2 separate regions of the Homo sapiens genome follow, and region 2 is linked to region 1. A link is a loop called in an ENCODE intact Hi-C map of the cell type or tissue named here. Cell type or tissue: dorsolateral prefrontal cortex. All regions are shown on one strand. Region 1 has its middle 38 kb from the start of ANK2-AS1. Region 2 has its middle 94 kb from the start of ANK2-AS1.

Evidence for each region. A loop is a pair of places that touch in the nucleus more often than their neighbours do. Peaks named below come from ENCODE experiments on the same cell type or tissue, not always from the same donor. Only the 100,000 strongest peaks of a DNase experiment are listed, where the experiment ranks them.
Region 2: it touches region 1 in a loop (2.3-fold over the local background); 2 of 110 quality-filtered maps call a loop at or near these places.

What each region holds. Positions count from the first base shown.
Region 1 is chr4:113,004,523-113,009,522 of GRCh38, reverse strand. It overlaps a transcript of ANK2 not described here. Among named protein-coding and RNA genes, the nearest start is that of ANK2-AS1, 38 kb to the left of the region's middle. In dorsolateral prefrontal cortex, a CTCF peak has its summit at 2,710; no DNase peak of the experiment used is centred here; H3K27ac peaks cover 3,437 bases.
Region 2 is chr4:112,948,771-112,953,770 of GRCh38, reverse strand. It overlaps a transcript of ANK2 not described here. Among named protein-coding and RNA genes, the nearest start is that of ANK2-AS1, 94 kb to the left of the region's middle. In dorsolateral prefrontal cortex, CTCF peaks have their summits at 2,006 and 2,205 (motif pointing right); no DNase peak of the experiment used is centred here; H3K4me3 peaks cover 1,206 bases; H3K27ac peaks cover 4,099 bases.

The DNA of each region.
Region 1 (5,000 bases):
TCCAATCTCCAGACATATTTCAGGGCTCTAAATTTCCTGGTGTTTACAGGTTTTTTGCATACTCTATTTTGTACTTAATGTATGTTTTCAGATTAACAATTGGACCCATTGCCATAAATTTAAAAGTATTTCAACTAAAAAGGTATGGAGAATGAGAAAATATATAGAGAACACATAAAATTTTAAAATAGTGAATATATATTTAAAACAGTTTTCAAAACTTTAAGGCACTCTGTAGTTTTCAGAATATATTTAAACTAAAGAACAGCAAGGATTTGCCATCATTTTGAGGAATCTACTTAATACCACATCCATCTCACTTAGTTCTTGCTCTGATTTCAACAGCATCCTGAAACAAGCAGCTCAAAAAACAAAAACCTAAACAGAACAGTGTTCTCCTTTGTCTGCATGTTTATAATTTAAAACCTTTGATTCAAGAATGGTGGAAGAACCAGTTCCCAACAGCCTTCCACGTATACTTCTGTGGATAGGTGTGTTGTACTGTAACTTAAAACATGCTGTTTAGGACAAATTAAATTCTTTCTCTGAGGCCCCACGAGTGAAGCAGCTGATCAGCAGCTGCAAGATTTTTTGCTTTATCTCCCTGCTTTTCTTTGTTAGCTGTGGTCACTGAGCCCTTTTCCCCAATGAACAGGCTGAGTCTGTGGGACAGCTGGACTGGACTGCTCCTATCCACCACCTAGACACAGAATATAGAATCACAGCCTCATCTGCCTACCATCAGCAAGGATTGTGCTTACTTTCAGTAATGGAGTGTCTGGGCTATTAAATAATAAAATATCCCACTAATGATACAAAATGGAAAATGACCATTTCCCCCCTGTGTCCTCCAAATAGAATTTGGATACATTTATATATTACCTTTCTGCAGAAGAATCATCTCACTTTTTAATTCACATATGACACCACATACCAAAGGCTTATTTTAGGAACTCCAGCTTTGCACCAAACATAAGTTAAACTGAAATTCTTATATCATTTATCATGTGTTAATTTCATGTAAGTAAATTTCAAAATTTGAGCCTATTGGCTTATAACCAGGGGTCACAAATATTCTTCCAAATAGGAGAATTAAATTGCCTGTGGAAAACCTCCAGTGTGAACTAAAACTAAAATAACATTTCTATTGGCATATCAGAATTCTAGGGCTACACTTGCAAAAGCAAACAGATGGTAATCATGTGAGGCTTTTCTCTAACTACAAATGCAAGTCTTATGTACAATAAACTCCACTCAACTGCCTTTAAAAGCTAATAAAGTGTAGCACACAAAGCTTTATATAATGTTTACAGTCCTATGCAGTTGGGAAATCCTGAAACTATAACCCTAGTTTATTTCCATTAAAAATGTAATTCAAAAGGAAAGACTCATTCAGTTAAAAAAAAAAAAAAAGGAAAAGCTTAATAAGTTAATGGTGTAGGTACCACTTTTTCCAGGTAAAACTACTGTAAAATGTAAGAATTAACACACTACAGGATGATGGCTCCAAGGAGAAAAGTGTATGCTGTTGTGGCAAGATTTCAGAGGAGGTGAACTGGAATGCTTGAGTTCACTAGTTTGGAGTTACACAGTAATCAGGAACAGAACTATGCAATTTATGTATATTGCATCTTTTTGCTGCCATATCTCTACCACAATACAATATGGTTTCATATTGAGTTTGCAGTCCACTCCAATACTAGCTTTTGTTAAGACTAGTCAAGTGCAAGTAGTGAGAAGGCTAATACGTGTTTTAATTTTAGTTATGCCTGTGCTTGTATAACATGGCTTATTTATTCACTTTTATTTGCTTCTGTTTTTAAGTCTTAATTGTAGTTTAAGGTACAAATTTCCTTATCATCAATAAATTCTGTATGTATATTCACTGTTTAGCAATCGAAGTCTTAAATTTAATGTGATGTGGTTGTAAGTCATATTTTCTGACATCAAAGTCTTTCAAGAGCCCTTTCTCTTCTGTAAGTAATAGTTTTCTTCTGAGATGGGGAGAATAAAACACTTTCTAAGAAGCACACGGGAAAAAAACATACTCTGATGCCCTAAGAACATCGTATTTGGGTATCCTGTAATGGAACTGCTGATTATATACAGTTTCTGAGTGTAGTTGTCATCAGGCAAGGATAAATCTTTGGGTGCTCTGTGACCAGAACCACACTTAGCCACCTGCTTCTCCAGGATAGCACAGCCTGTGGCCATATGTGTGAAAACGCCATTCTGAAAAGCTGAAAGCTTACTCTTTTCCCCAGAGGACAAGATGAAGGTCAAAATATTTATACTAACCGCTGCACAAAATACTCAAATCGGGCAGCTTCATGTATTACATATTTTATCCATTTTTATTATAAGTTAAAATAAGTAAATAACATTTGAGCAAAGTATGTACCCAAAAAGAAATAACTGATTTTTTAAAAAATATATCACTGTTTTGGAAAAGCAATGGATGGCATATCGATGATTTAAGACCATTTACTTTCTCAGGCTAAATAAAATGTTAGCTTTTTGGTTCCAAAATAGACGATAAGAAGAGTAACCATTTTCCTTGTTCTAATTTTTCTGCTAATTGTTAACAATTTTTAAAGTACAAAATTTTCAGAGAAATGTGTCAGTCAGGTTCATAATGGATTCATGACAAAGTCCTACATGTTTGAAACCAAATGTAAGGAGATATATTGCCCCACCATGAGGCAGGATAAGGAAAAGGGAAAAGATAACACTAGACCAAAAGATGCTGAAATGAAGATGCTTTTAAGCAAAAGTTGATTTAATTTTTAATTTAAAATTGTATTGATATTTCTAAGTACATTAACCCAGTTACAAATAAATCTGTGAATTAAATAATATGTAAAATTGCTGGATCAAAGAATATGTATATTTGTAACTTCAATAGATATTGCCAAATTGCCCTGTAGAAATCCTGTGCCCATTTATACTCTTATCAACAGTCTATAAGAAAAGATTGTTTCTCCACATTTTCTAACAAAAATTATTACCAAGACTTCTTATGTTTGCTAATCTGAAGGATAAATAATGAGAGCTCAATGTATTTAAACTTGTCCTGCTCTTGTGAGTGAAGTTGTACCTCCTTTCACATGTTGAAGAGGCACTTATATTTCCTTTTCCACTATCTTCTCATCTCTTTTACTTATTTTTATTGGCTCATCAGTCTTTGCCTTATTGAATGTGGGAGCTTTTCCCTCCTTTTATTGATATATAATAATTTATGTATTTATGAGGTAGATGTGTTTGTAACATATGTTGAATGTGTAATGACCAAGTCAGGTTGTTTGGGCTATCCGTCTTCTCAACTGTTTATCATTTTTATGTGTTGTATGATTTCAAGTCCTTTCTTCTAGTTACTTTGAAATATGCAGAATATTGTTGTGAAGAATAGTCTCCCTATGTGTTAGTCCATTCTGTGTTGCTATAAAGGAATACCTGAGAATGGTAATTTATAAAGGAAAAAAGGTTTATTTAGCTCACAGTTGTTCTGCAGGCTGTACGCAAGGCATGGTGCTGGCATCTGCTTCTGGTGAGGGCCTCAGGAAGCTTACAATCATAGTGGAAAGTGAAGGGGAGCCAGCATGTCATGTAGCGAAAGAGGGAGCAAGAGGGAAGAGGAGGAGGTGCCAGGCACTTTTAAACAACCAGATCTTGCATGAACTCATAAAGTGAGAACTCACTCATTACTGTGAAGACAGCACCAAGACATTCATGAGAGATCCACCACCACGACCCAAATGCCTCCCACTAGGCCCACCTCCAACACTGCAGATCACATTTCAATATGTGATTTGGAGGCGGCATACATTCAAATCATATTACCCTAGTCTACTATCAAACGTTAAAATGTATTTCTTCTATCTAACTGTATGTTTGTACCCATAACCAATCTCTCTTCATCCTCTCTCCTTCCTACCCACCCCTCACAGTCTCTGGTATCTATTATTCTATTCTCTATGTCCATGAGAGCGACTGTTTTAGCTCGTACATATGAGTGAGGACACGTGGTATTTGCCTTTTTGTGCCTGACTTATTTCACTTAACCTAATGACCTCCAGTTCTGTCCATGCTGCAGCAAATAGCAAATCCTCTTTTTATGGCTGAGTAGTATTCTATTGATTATATATATCACATTTTCTTTATCCATTCTTTCCTTGATGGGCACTTAGGTTGATTCCAAATCTTTGCTATTGTGAATAGTGCTGTGATAAATATGCAGTGTGGGTACCCCTTTGGTATACTGATTTTTTTTTCCTTTGGATACATACCTAATGGTGGAATTGCTGGGTCATAGAGTAGTTCTATTTTTAGGTTTTTGAGAAATGCAAGCTTTTTATAAATTAGGTAAATTAGCCCTGTCTATGATACAAGTTGCAAATATTTCTCCCTGATTTCTTATTTCTTAAATTTATTTATGTTGATCTTTGCATGATGCAGAAACTCTTGATTCATATGTAGTTGAATTCATCAGTCTTCTTTCTTATGGCTTATTGTTTTCATGTCTTAGTTAAAAAGCATTTACTCACTTCAAGGTTATAAAAAGATTCTCTTACGGCTTATTAAAATACAGTCATGCGCCACGTGATGACATTTCAGTCAATGATGGACACTATATATGGCAGCAGTCTTAAAGGTTATAATGGAGCTGAAAAATTCCTATCACCTCGTGATGTCACAGCTGTCCATTATGTCACAGCACAGCACATTACTCATGTGTTTGTGGTGATGCTGATGTAGACAAACCTGCACTGCCAGTTGTATGAAATAATAGCATATACAATTAGGTACAGTATATAAAACTTGATAATAAACTACTATGTAACTGGTTTATGTATTTACTATACCATACTTTTTATTCTTATTTTAGAGTATTCCCCATCACTTATAGAAAAAGAAGTTAACTGTAAAATAGCTTCAGACAGGTCTGTCAGGAGTTATTCTAGAAGAAGGCGTTGTTGTCATAGGAGATGACAGCTCCATGT
Region 2 (5,000 bases), 56 kb after region 1:
TCGTCAAAATTCAGGAGTCAAGATTTAGTGCCGACAAGGCAAAAGAACTACCTCTGCCAGAGTAGAGTCAGGAAACAGCCAGTCAATAATTAGACCTCTAGAGAATGTCAAAAGTTTAATTTCCTTAAATGGAAATTAATAACTATCTGAAAGAGTCTCATATGAGTAATGCTAACGGCAAAGCTCTGCAATTAATGCAAACCAAACGTATGTAATCCTCTCCACAAACAAGTAATGGGATTCTCCCAACAATTGTGTAAGGACTGGAAGCCTTGGAAGTCTCTGGAGACTTGGGAACAATAGGCAGGGCTGTCCTCATCATTAACATCTCCCTACTTCGAATGTCATAAGAGACTCTGGCCTGTGCATCTTGCACAGAAGCAAACACCTTAAAACAGAACTTTATTTCCTTCTAGAACTATGCAAAATAGAAACATGAATAATTATTTTTACAATATTCAAGCTATAAATTATGCTTGCCTAAACAATGGATAAACTTAAACTGCATTTCTAGACCTGCATCTGTGAATGCAGAATATAGTGGAAATCCAGATTAATAATGAGAGGCAGGAGATTATAGTGCCTCTGGGAGTTAAGTTCTGGAATCAGATATATCTGGCTTTGAACCCCAGTGTCCCCACTTATGTAACCTTGAGCAAATTGCTCTACCTCTCTGGTCTGGGTTTCTTACTTGAAAAGTGGAGATTTATGGTATGTTTCATGGGATTAAATGAAACAATAACCGCAGTGTATTTAGAATAGTGCTTGGCATATCCTGGGTACTTTGTCAACAATTTCTGTAGTGATGCTGTTGCTGCTGTTATTATCATTACTAATATAATCTCCTAATCTCTCTTGACTTGGTCAAGTCACTTTACCTCTCTGTTTCCCCATTTCCTAACCTGTAAGATGAAAATAATAATATGCCCCTTACAGATTTGTAGGAGGGTCAGATGAGACAATATGAGGAAGCATATTAAAAGGTAAATCCTTCTGGATTATTTTATAAAAGTATCTCTAAGAGATATTTTAGTTGAAGTAATTGTATGATAATAATTTTGCTCAATAATTTAGAACTTTGCATATATATTTCACATGTTCATCCTTTTATTTAAAAAGATGCTCAAAGGCTTAAAACACACATGTTAAGGAAGAGTAGGATTACATCATGGTATTACTCTTCCTTAACATGTACCAACGACAGATAACAATAAAACATGTCATAATATGCTGCTCAGATACAAATTAGAGCTCAAAGAATGGTCTCTTTCATGGCTCTGCAGCTTCCCCAGAACAATAAAGACAACTCAAAAAGCAAAGATAACAGCTATATTCAGTGGTGTGGCATTTGCTCATGCAAGATTGTGAAAGCCAACTGTTAAATTTTCAATTTTGCAAGCCAGTTTTAATAGTTAAGTTATATAAACTTATAGTCAAACAAGTTATATTAAAAATAGTGAAATATACATTTTAAACATCACTCCCTATTTATTTTACTACATTTACTACATTTTACCGTTATCTATGCTTTGAAGCTATTATGTCTATCACATATGCAAAGTGAAAATACTACATAATGGAGTGCTACTGTGCATCTGTCCCCAAATCCAGGTTCTGTGTTTTCACATTGGTAGATTGACATCAACGTTAGTGGGAATATTTGCATAACATAAAGTTACAAGCACTATAAAGAAGGGTTTGGTTTAGTGCTAAAGCTGAAAGAGATTTGAGTTCAATGAAGATAATTTGTACAATGGTGAGAAATAGTCCAATGGTACATCACACGTCAGATTTAATGATATTTGGTAAAGGGTTAATAAATTGGCATACAGCTCCATGTGTCAAATCATGGTTGAACTGCAGCCACAGGTTTGCTACAGATACAGGAGTTCAGCAAAAAGCAATGAAAGCAATTTGTTATAATCAATTAGCTATTTATAATTTAAATAAAGAGTATTTTCTGTTTTCTTATTACTCGTAAAATATGTGCTCCCTCTACATAAATTGTGTGCATCCTTTATAAGTAAAGCTTATTAGAAGTTTATGAATGTATACTTATGTACACAATGCCTTTGGATAGCTGGAAGTAAAATGTTTACTAGCACACCACTGGTGATTTTTTTTTTAAACCCTTAGAAAGAGCTACCTTCGGGGAAAAAATAAACCATAATCTCGAACAATAAAAAAGCAAACCAATCATCATCCACTAGGTGGCAGTAACAAGAATGAAGAAAATAATCAGAAAAACAAATTAGAAGGAAAAGGAATTTACAAAGAAATTACTTCAACTGTTTTCTTTTCATTTGAATCATTAAATAACACTGGAAAAGGAAATTATGATCTTTTTAAAAACCTTTTTTATACCAGCTAGTTATCAAAATAACTCCTGCTCAGTATAATTTTTTTCTCCTATATCACAAATACCTTTTTATGTCAATAAACACAGATCTATAACATCATTTTTAACAACTAAGTATATTCATTTGTTTGAATGTTTTACAAAATATCAATTTCCTGATTATCAATGAACATCTCATTTGCTAGTAATTTTTCCCTATCATAAACAATACTTTGTTACACAACCAAATGTATCTCTGTACATTAGTTCAGTAATTTTCTTAGGATAAACTTCCAAGCATTAAATTACTGTCAAAGAGGCACACATTTTTTTTTTTTTTTTTTTTTTTTTGAGACGGAGGCTCGCTCTGTCGCCCAGGCTGGAGTGCAGTGGCGGGATCTCGGCTCACTGCAAGCTCCGCCTCCCGGGTTCACGCCATTCTCCTGCCTCAGCCTCCCAAGTAGCTGGGACTACAGGCGCCCGCCACTACGCCCGGCTAATTTTTTGTATTTTTAGTAGAGACGGGGTTTCACCGTTTTAGCCGGGATGGTCTCGATCTCCTGACCTCGTGATCCGCCCGCTTCGGCCTCCCAAAGTGCTGGGATTACAGGCGTGAGCCACCGCGCCCGGCCGAGGCACACATTTTAAAATTTGATTCAACTTGCCAAATTTTCCTACCGAAATACTGTGCTAATTTTTACCTCCAAGAATGATAATACGTTATTTCACTCATGCTAGGTATTTTTATTTTTTAACCTTTCTTTTTTTCTTTTTTTTTTTTTTCTTTTTGAGACAGAGTCTCGCTCTGTCACCCAGGCTGGAGTGCAGTGGCATGATCTCGGCTCACTGCAACCTCCACCTCCCAGGTTCAAGTGATTCTCCTGCCTCAGCCTCCTGAGTAGCTGGGGCTACAGGTGCATGCCACCATGCCAGGCTAATTTTTTGTATTTTTAGTAGAGACAGGGTTTCACTGTGTTAGCCAGGATGGTCTCGATCTCCTGACCTCATGATCCGCCCACCTCAGCCTCCCAAAGTGCTGGGATTACGGGCGTGAGCCACCGCACCCAGCCTTACTTTTTAACCTTTCTTAATACAATAGGAAAATACTGTATGTAATTGTTTCCATTTACGTTCTATCAGTTCCTTCATTTATTTACACATTTACTCAACAAACATTTGAGAGTCTACTATGGCCAAGCACTAAATAGGCACTGGGGGAAAAAAGGCATAGATTAGGTATCTGACCTCAAAAAGCTTATATTCAAATAGAGAGAGGCAGGTAAGAAGTGAAGCATGGAGTTACAGAGATGAGGGACATTAGACTGAAGACCCTTGTGAAAAGGAATCAGGTTTACAAAAATTGTGAAGAAAAGGGGAAAGCATTCCAAGCAGACCAAAAAAGTGAATTATTTGCAAGACTGAACATCTAATTATGTTTATTGATCAACTGCATTTCTTCTCTTTTGAGTTGCCTACTTCTAAATTCCTTCATTTTTCTCATATTTATATTTTTCTTAATGATATCTCATTATATATTGAGAATAGTAACCCTTTTTGCAAATTATTTCTCCACTATAAAATTTGTCTTTTGTGTTGTGTGCATGCCATGTGAAACTTTTTAATTGTTACGAATGCTAATTGGGCATTCTTTTTCCTGTTTGTTTCTTACCTTTGGCATCAAATTTAGAAAGGCTTATTCCAGACCAAGATGACAATATCTTGTTTTACTAGCAGTTTTGTCATTTTAATCTTTAATCCATCTCAGATTTATTTTTGTGTGTGGTACCCAAATAGAGATCAATTATTTTTGTTCTAAATGGTTAGCAAGATATTCCAATGTCATTTACAGAGATATTTCCCCAACATGTTTGATTACATTTGAAAAAGAATGTGGAATTAAACTCTTTTGTGTTGGCTCAGAATTTAAGCTGAGGCCCCAAACTGAGTTAACAAGTCAGTAGCATCCACATTAGTTCCAAAAATAATCAATAGATCCATCATCTCCACAGCAATTAAAAGATTACAAAACCCAGCTACTGAACATATTCTAAACACCTATCCCATATTAGAAAAGCTTATAGACTCCTTAAGAGGACAGTTTATTTACAGAAAATTTTAGGAAGAGAATGCTTTATTGGTGTTTTTCCTAAGTGAAGCCATGCAGGAAAAGAAGGGACCAAGTGAACCACTTTGGAGATGTTTGCAAGTTTTACTTACCTGGAGAGATACCAGCCCCTTCTTTCAAGATGAAATCAGCGAAACAATTCAAGCAGATATCTAGGCTTATGTCATCTTCACTTGACAGGCACAGCCCAAGAACACTGCTGCCTGCTGGTGCAAAAGGACCCCAACAGTAAATGGCTGGAGCTGTACCTCCTAGGGTAAAAGCTCAGGGGTGAGGGGGACTCTGAAAGTTAATAGGAGAAATCCCAGGGGAGATCTTCAAAGAACTCCAGTGGCATCAGAGAAGAGGCAGCATCTGAAGGCCTGAGATGAAGAGGACATTTGATAGCCAGGAAAGCACCAAAAGCAATAGGTGAAAATGCCTTTGCCTCTATCTCTCTACTCACTAGCCTCATTCCCTCAACCATAGAAAGTCTAAACATCTAAAAACAAGGAGAATATGGGGCAGAGGCAATCATAGGTCAGACCTGAGCTGAAA